2 separate regions of the Mus musculus genome follow, and region 1 is linked to region 2. Evidence: chromatin contacts called from ENCODE Hi-C or POLR2A ChIA-PET data. All regions are on one chromosome and are shown on one strand. The core of a region is the stretch at or near the end of the contact, and the rest is flanking DNA. Distances in the headings are between cores, read along the strand shown. Region 1 overlaps Asap1 (ArfGAP with SH3 domain, ankyrin repeat and PH domain1). Region 2 overlaps Asap1 (ArfGAP with SH3 domain, ankyrin repeat and PH domain1).

What was found. A loop is a pair of places that touch in the nucleus more often than their neighbours do. ChIA-PET counts read pairs that join two places held with the same protein, here RNA polymerase II (POLR2A).
Region 1: a loop to region 2 is called in a map of heart, with 1.9 times the contacts of the local background. The contact joins two enhancer-like sites. A Hi-C loop is called at or near these places in 1 of 37 maps with a recorded cell type or tissue (heart). POLR2A ChIA-PET finds 5 or more read pairs at or near these places in 1 of 5 experiments (Patski).

The regions. Positions count from the first base shown.
Region 1 is chr15:64,361,399-64,364,811 of GRCm38, reverse strand. All of the region lies in intron 1 of Asap1 (ArfGAP with SH3 domain, ankyrin repeat and PH domain1), which reads left to right. Among named protein-coding and RNA genes, the nearest start is that of Asap1, 20 kb to the left of the region's middle. Within about 2 kb of position 2,028, at least 2 of the 3 ENCODE cell types and tissues checked have a DNase peak (open chromatin) inside an H3K27ac peak, as active enhancers do.
Region 2 is chr15:64,222,879-64,226,440 of GRCm38, reverse strand. The region is part of intron 3 of Asap1 (ArfGAP with SH3 domain, ankyrin repeat and PH domain1); the gene reads left to right. Among named protein-coding and RNA genes, the nearest start is that of 1700010G06Rik, 89 kb to the left of the region's middle. Within about 2 kb of position 1,504, at least 3 of the 3 ENCODE cell types and tissues checked have a DNase peak (open chromatin) inside an H3K27ac peak, as active enhancers do.

The DNA of each region.
Region 1 (3,413 bases), core at 779-3,278, 140 kb before region 2:
CATAAATCTTACCCATTCATAATGTGTGACTATCATTTCTATGTAGTTTCAAGATGTTTTCTTCACCCACAAAGGAAGCCACAATGCCTCCTGGTTCCCCTCTCCCCCTCCCAGCCCTTGGCAACCACCAGTCATTTCTTCTCTATGTATGCACCTCTGCTGGATGCTTCGCGTGTATGGAATTGTCCGTGTAAGATTTCATGTCTGGCTTTCATTCAGCATGTTTTAGAATTAACGTTGTAAAGATCTACTCAGGCTGTGGTATAGTGCCAGGATTCCTTTTGTCTGGCTGTTTGCTTGTTTGGGGTTTGTTTCTTTGAGACACGTTCCTGCTAGGTAACCTTGGCTGCCTTGAACCATCCTGTCCCTTCATTCCTTTTTATAGCTCAGTAATTCCATTGTGTGGGTAGGCTGCAATGTTTATTCATTTACTAGCTGATGGACATCTAAGCTGTTGCTACTTTTTGGCTGTCATGGCAAGTGCTGCTATGAACATTCATTTACAAGTGTTTATATGAGTTCATGTCTTCAATTCCTTGGGGCATATGCCTGGGGTGGAATCGCTCAGTCATCAGGTAACTATTTTTAACTTTTTTGAGGAGCTGTCAGACCTTTGCAAAGTGGTTGAGTGATTTATTATTATTATTTTTTTTAACATTTCCACCAGCCAGCAGACCTTTGCCAAGACTTGATGTTGGACCATTTTCTTGTCTGTGGCCGAACTAATGAATGTGAAGTGGTGTGTCATGGTGGTTTTACTTGCGGGTTCATAATGACTCATGCCTTTAGCTGCTTCTTCCGTGCTTGCTGGCCAGGTCAAGGAGCTTTAGGAAGGTGTGGCCAGGTATGGGGTAGCGCAAGCTCTAGAACAGCAGCCTGGGGGTTCCTGTGGATATGTGGTTTTGAGGGGCAAAGAGCGAATGGCTGGCAGAGTCTCAGCAAAGGTGTGGGCTTCCTGGAGAGAGCTGAGACTTGGGCTGAGCTTGGAAGATGATCTTCAGCCTCCCCTCTTCCTCCCATCTACTAGGGGGACTCCTTGTTGACTGTGACCAGAGAGTAAAGAGCTGCTCTATAAGTTATGAGGTTGGCTAATGGCTGGTCCTTGAGTGTTGAGTGCTGGCCTCTTGCTGAAGTTGCTTGTGAGATTGTCTATAGTCCTGTGGGATAATCCCCCCTTTATCATTACTACCAGAGACACACAGAGAGCATCTTTTCTACAACAAATACTACTGAGAAAGGATTCTCTTTCTCATCCTCTCTCCTCCCTCCTCTCCCCTCCTTTCTTTTGGGTAAGTTTTCATTCCCTCTCTAAGCCTGTACCAAACGGTGTCTGGGCACACATGGAATAGATAACTCATTACTACAGCCAGGTTGCAGAGAAGGTTTCAGACTGGATGTATAGTCAGATACCAGCCTTTACTAGATCTGCCTGATGAGAGGCCTATTCTCCTTGAAGCTATCATGCTTTATTTGGATATCACCCACAGGCCAGTAACTCACTTGAAGCAAGCTTTCCAGAAAACCCCTGTCTCCCCTAAACGAGAGAGAGAGAGAGAGAGAGAGAGAGACAGAGAGAGACAGAGAGAGACAGAGAGACAGAGACAGAGAGAGACAGAGAGACAGAGCGAGCAGGGTAGGGTAGTGGATTCTCCCTGACCATATCCCATGAGCTCTGAAATGATGGAGCCATGGCTGAAGTTCATTCTCTCCTACTCTCTATGGGTCAGTTGTCAGTCTGTAAGTTCCACTTCTGTTTCCAGTAAGGCAGTGCTTGTCCATTCCCTCTTCAGAGATGTCTAGGTATGCCTTCTGCAAAGCTGGACTTCCCAGTTTGCTCCTTGCCAGGCCACCGCTTTCCACATCAGTCACAGCATGGAGGTGGGTGGTGTGAGGAAGGGCAGTTCTTTCAGCCTGTGTCTGCTGCCAGAACAAGTCAGGAAAATGTCTCTGCAGAGGAAGCAGGCTGACGCTGGAATGTCCTGATCCAGCACATGAAGTCCGTCGTCGTCGTTGTCGTCGTCGGTCGGGGCCCCTGAGGGAATCTGGAAAGTGCCCAGCTGTTTTTCTGCAGTTGGCCATGGGGAAAGGCCCTGACACAGCTGTGTGCCTTCCTCTGCACTTCATGTCGGGGTGCAGATGCATCTTTGTACATGCCTGTCCTGGGAATGGTGGCCTTTGGTTTTAGCATTGGGTCTCTCGCTCCACTCTTCTTTCAGAGAGGGTTCCACACAGCCTAGGTTGGCTTCAGGCTTGCTCTATAGCTCAGCGTGTTTGTAAACTCTGGATCCTTCCGCCTCTCCTCTCTCTCTGAAGTGCTTGGATTTCAGACGTGTGACGTCACACCCAGAACTTCACGCACGCGCAGCTAAGTTCCTTACTACCTGAGCTACATTGCCAGCCCAGCGTCTCCCCTTTTGGTCATGTAGTGGCTCATCTGAGTCCTAGTCATTCAAGATTTCGAGGGAGCAGGGTACCCATCAGGTCAGGCTATTGAGATGCTGGGAGAGGATATCTCTGCTGCGCTTTCTCTTCTCAGGAACCCTCACTGTGCTTGTGAGATAGAGACAGTATGACCCTTGCTTCCGCACTAGTTGCTTCCCCACTGGCACGTTGAGATCCCAAGGAGCTAGTAGCCCTCCTTGGCTAGTAGCCTCGGCCATATATGCTGCCCCTTGGGGGATGAAATACATCTGTCTTGATTAACTGCTTTTAATTCTTTGTTATTTGAGGATAAAATCTTGGGGAAACTGAGGAGACTGGATTAATGTCTGAGAGAACTTTGGTTTGCAGCGGGTTCTAGAGGATGGGACCTGTCAGGACACCTCATACCATGCATAACTGCCAAGCAAGAGGCTTGTAGGAACCGGTGTCCTGATAACGTGTTGCTAATCCTTTGGCAACTGGGAGTTGGACTCTGCTGGGAAAGTCTTGGCATGAGATATTTGTTTGGTTTATTAATTCATCAATTCACTGAACATGCACTGGACCAGGCACAGACCTGGCTGAGGGTCATCTTGTTCCCTGAAGGCTTCTCTGGAGAGGAAGGTGGAGAGAAGTGACAGATTGCTTTCCCCATAATTCTGTCTTGCTTTGCCAGAGAGGTTTTTTCCAACAGCCTTCCATTTCAGGTGGCACCCTGATGTCCACAGCTTGCCGTCCTGTGAAGGTGACCCCAAGTGGCTCAAGGAGTTGTCCTGAAATTACAGTGAGTCGGCGCACCCAGCTCAGTATCCTGTCACTGTGCTGACACCCTTCACACTAGGAGACAAACAGCTGTCGGAGTGGAAACTGTTTCATCGTCATTAGAAGCAAAGACTCTAGACTCCAAGATAATGAATGCCGTTTCTGGAACTGAGAGGATCCTCCTATGTTGGCAAGCAGCAACGTTTCTAAGAAACAGAGGCAGGTTTTCA
Region 2 (3,562 bases), core at 255-2,754:
AGAATTCAGCTCAACACACAGCAGTATAATCTTGTGGCGATTGTAGATGGTTCTTAAAGTAGAGTGATCAAGAAGCTTTGAATTTCTTTCGTTTTTTTTTTTTTCTTTCAGGTTTAGCATACTCTACAATACTGGATTTTAAAAATACTCGGAGAGAACAGATCGTCCGTGATGCCTCTAACCCAACTATTTTTAGTTACGATTTTTAAGTCTTTCTTTTTTCTAGTTTTAAACAGTGGCCTTTGCCTTCTTGCTTTATACTGTTTTATGGGTTTGCAGTCTTCTGTTAGTTTTTCGAGTAGCATAATATAACTGTATGGAACTGTTTGTCACTGTCCCAAACCATTTCTGTGTAATCTTCTCTCTGGAGATTGCCTAAATTTTGGCTAATAACCATCACTGTTCTAATTCACTTCTGAGTCATTAGCCTTTTTTTTTCCAACTGAGCAATTTCCTTGGCATGCATTCCCAGAAGGAAGATGCTAAGATAGGAATTGTGGAGTGCCAACTCTATGCTGCTATCTGATGCTGGCAGTTGCTTGGTCAGCAGTGTATGGCACAGCTGTCCGTAAGAACCATCGCTATAGAATGCTCCGCTCTCTAGTTGCTTTAGCCATCTCTGCGCTGGTGGCTCCTGAGTTTATCTAGACAGGCCTCACTCGATGTCCTTTTTAACAGACTCCACGTGAAGTACTACCAAGAAGGAAAGGTGGCAATCATAGCTGACTGTCCCGTGAAGGAAGGTGGAGGTACCGCTCTGACTCACTGCCTCATAAGAGTTAGGTCGAGGAAGCTCTTCACTGTATGTTCTCAACCATAGTTGAGACCCTAACTCCCGAGGTGGATGGCCTGGGCTTGATGCCCAGCTCCCCATTTACCTACTGTTTTGAGTTGAGTAAGCTGCTTAGCATTCTTCTTCAGAGAAATTGTCATCATATTCTGATTTTCCTTAGGCTTAAACTACTGGTGCTCTGGATATTCTGACCGTTTGATTCTTTCCTTGTGCTCTGGCTCTTTATTTTCTGAGGCCAGGTGGAACGCCCGTCTTCTCAGTCACCTTTGCCCTGCCCTGCCCAGCCAAGCAGGACGTGTAGAGCCTTCTGAGTAGTATAGTGTTGTTAGCACTTTGCTGTCTTCATGGCTTGGATGTGCACTAGCACTGCCTTGTCCTGCGTTTCAGGCAGGGAAGCATTTTACTTCCCATCTTGTGTTCATGTTCCAGGGACGGGTGATAAACATGTTAGTTAGCTTGAGTCGGTGCTTAGATTTCTGACATGAAGTGAGACAAGATAAAGTATGATATAATGAATCTCTGAGTAACTACAGGAGGACAGTTATTTTTGTAAAGTAGTTTGTACGATTGTTGTGCAAACTAAACAGATTGGCATGTTGAGAGGCAGTGCTTGGGCCAGGTCTTTAGAGATGGTGACAGGAGCCATACTGCCTCTCAGCTACTTGGCTACACCAGTACCATTTGTAGACTGATGAGTGAAGGCTGCGCCAATGTCTGTCTGGCCTGAGTGCCGGGGATCACAGGATCGTGGCTAGACCCTAGTGACGTGTTCCTCCCAGGTGAACTGTAAAAGAGGTGAAAGAGTGTCTGTGCTTTATCCCTCCCCTGCTCTCTCTGTGTGACATGCTGCCTGCTTACCATTTCTGATCTGAATCTGTAATGTTTCCAACTCTGATGTTTCAAGTCCCCTGTCTGGAGGTAGGCCGTTCATACACTTTCTTTGTTGGCCTTCATACCATGCCACGTTCCCATCATGGTTAAGAATTCTTTCCGCTTTCCAGTTATGCTGTTCCTTCTCATCAGTTCTCACAGGGTCTCTCATAACTGCCGCTGCCTTCAACACAGAGCAGCAGAGTGAGAAAAGCTCGCGTGGATCACATTTATCAGGACGTGACCTTAAGACAAGCCACTCAACACCTTTACACCTCAGATTCCTCCTCTGTGCAATAATTAAGAGTGCCTGCCTCCTTAGTGTTTCTCTGTGCCAAGCTCATAGGAAGCCCTCAAAATCAGTCATTGTAGTGAACCTCAAGGAGCTTACTAAAGAAGGTCAGCAGAACTAGCTAGGCTGTGTGCCTTGATCTTATTTTTTAATAATTCTTTGCCCTCATGGGTCAGTGTGCCTCACTTTATAGGGATGTGTAAGTTGTGCATGAGTTAAGGAAGGCCATTTCACTTAGCACGCCTGAGCTAGCAGAGGCTCAGATCAGCTCCCTCAGAAGGACAGCTGTTGGCTTTCCCACCTCCTGACCCACCTTCTTGTGGTCCCTTTCTTGTATTTATTTTTTCTTTGCTGTCTGACATGGACTTGTATCTGTTTCTTTTCTTTTCTTTTCTCTTCTTTTCTTTTCTTTGTTTCTTGCTCATAGTGGTGTTTCTTCCTCAGTAGTTGTTCAACACCAGTGGTGGCTTCTTGTGCATCACTTGTCCCACCCCTTCTTTCTAACTCCTGCAGTGGGACCTGATAGGCCAGCTTGTCCCGCTTCTGCAGCCAGATAGACATCTCTAGGTTGCTGGATCAGCCTGTCTCCCCTGGTGATTTTAGCAGTGCAGCTAGAGGAAAAAGTATAGCCCCTGGCTACCCTGGATCTCATCTTCAGCTTCAGAGTAATTGGAATCAAGCACTATACACAAGTAAATGATTTAGGAGCTATTCCTATTCACACATCTATCACTGGGGATAGGAGTCTTGTCCTTTGATTCCATGTTACGGAAAAGCAGAAATATTCGCAAGACAAGTGGGTAAGGGAAACTTGTTGTTTGTGGAGCTAGTTCTCCCTTGATACGAAGCAGATCTTTGTTTGGAATGTAGCAGTCTCTGGTGCGGTGAGTCAGGCCTTCCACTGGTTTGCATTTTTCATTAGTGTATCATTTAAGGAAATCCTGTGGTCAGGGCCTTGGAACAAGCCTGTGTTTATTCTTCTGCTAAAATAAAAAAAAAAAAAAAAAAGCAAAACACTTAATAATGTATCTGAAGATAAAGTTGTGTTTCTGGAGCTGTTTGCCTAAAATTTGGAAGGGGAACAGTTTTCAGTGCTTATTGTAAGTCTTTTCAGACTTTTTGATGTCCTTCATTCCAGTGTGGATCATAGAAAGTGGGACGTTCTTCTAGTTTAAATATTATAGATACTTGTAGAACTAGGGCTTCTGATTAACATCAGTGAGTTCCTTATTCAATAAAGGATTGATTTTTATCCTAAGTGTCTACTGAAAAGGACCACACCAACGTTTTGTTTAGTATATCTAACACCCCACATGTATTGTTTTATTTAGCAGCTCTAGAAAGAGTATAAAATACATTTTTCTTTACATGCTGAGTATTAAAAGAAAATCATGATGGTTTATAGTGCTTTGAAGTTACTCCTATTTGAATTTTTGAAAGAATACAGTTCATATGACCTTTTCTGGCTGCTAAGCATATTCATTTTACTCATCCTATAAGCATTTATTCTAGACATACAGTTATAAGAGTGTGTTAGTTACTAGGAATAGAGGTCAAGTGTCAGCAATTTCAGTTAAGATGAGATCCTGTGACTATACTCTTGGGCC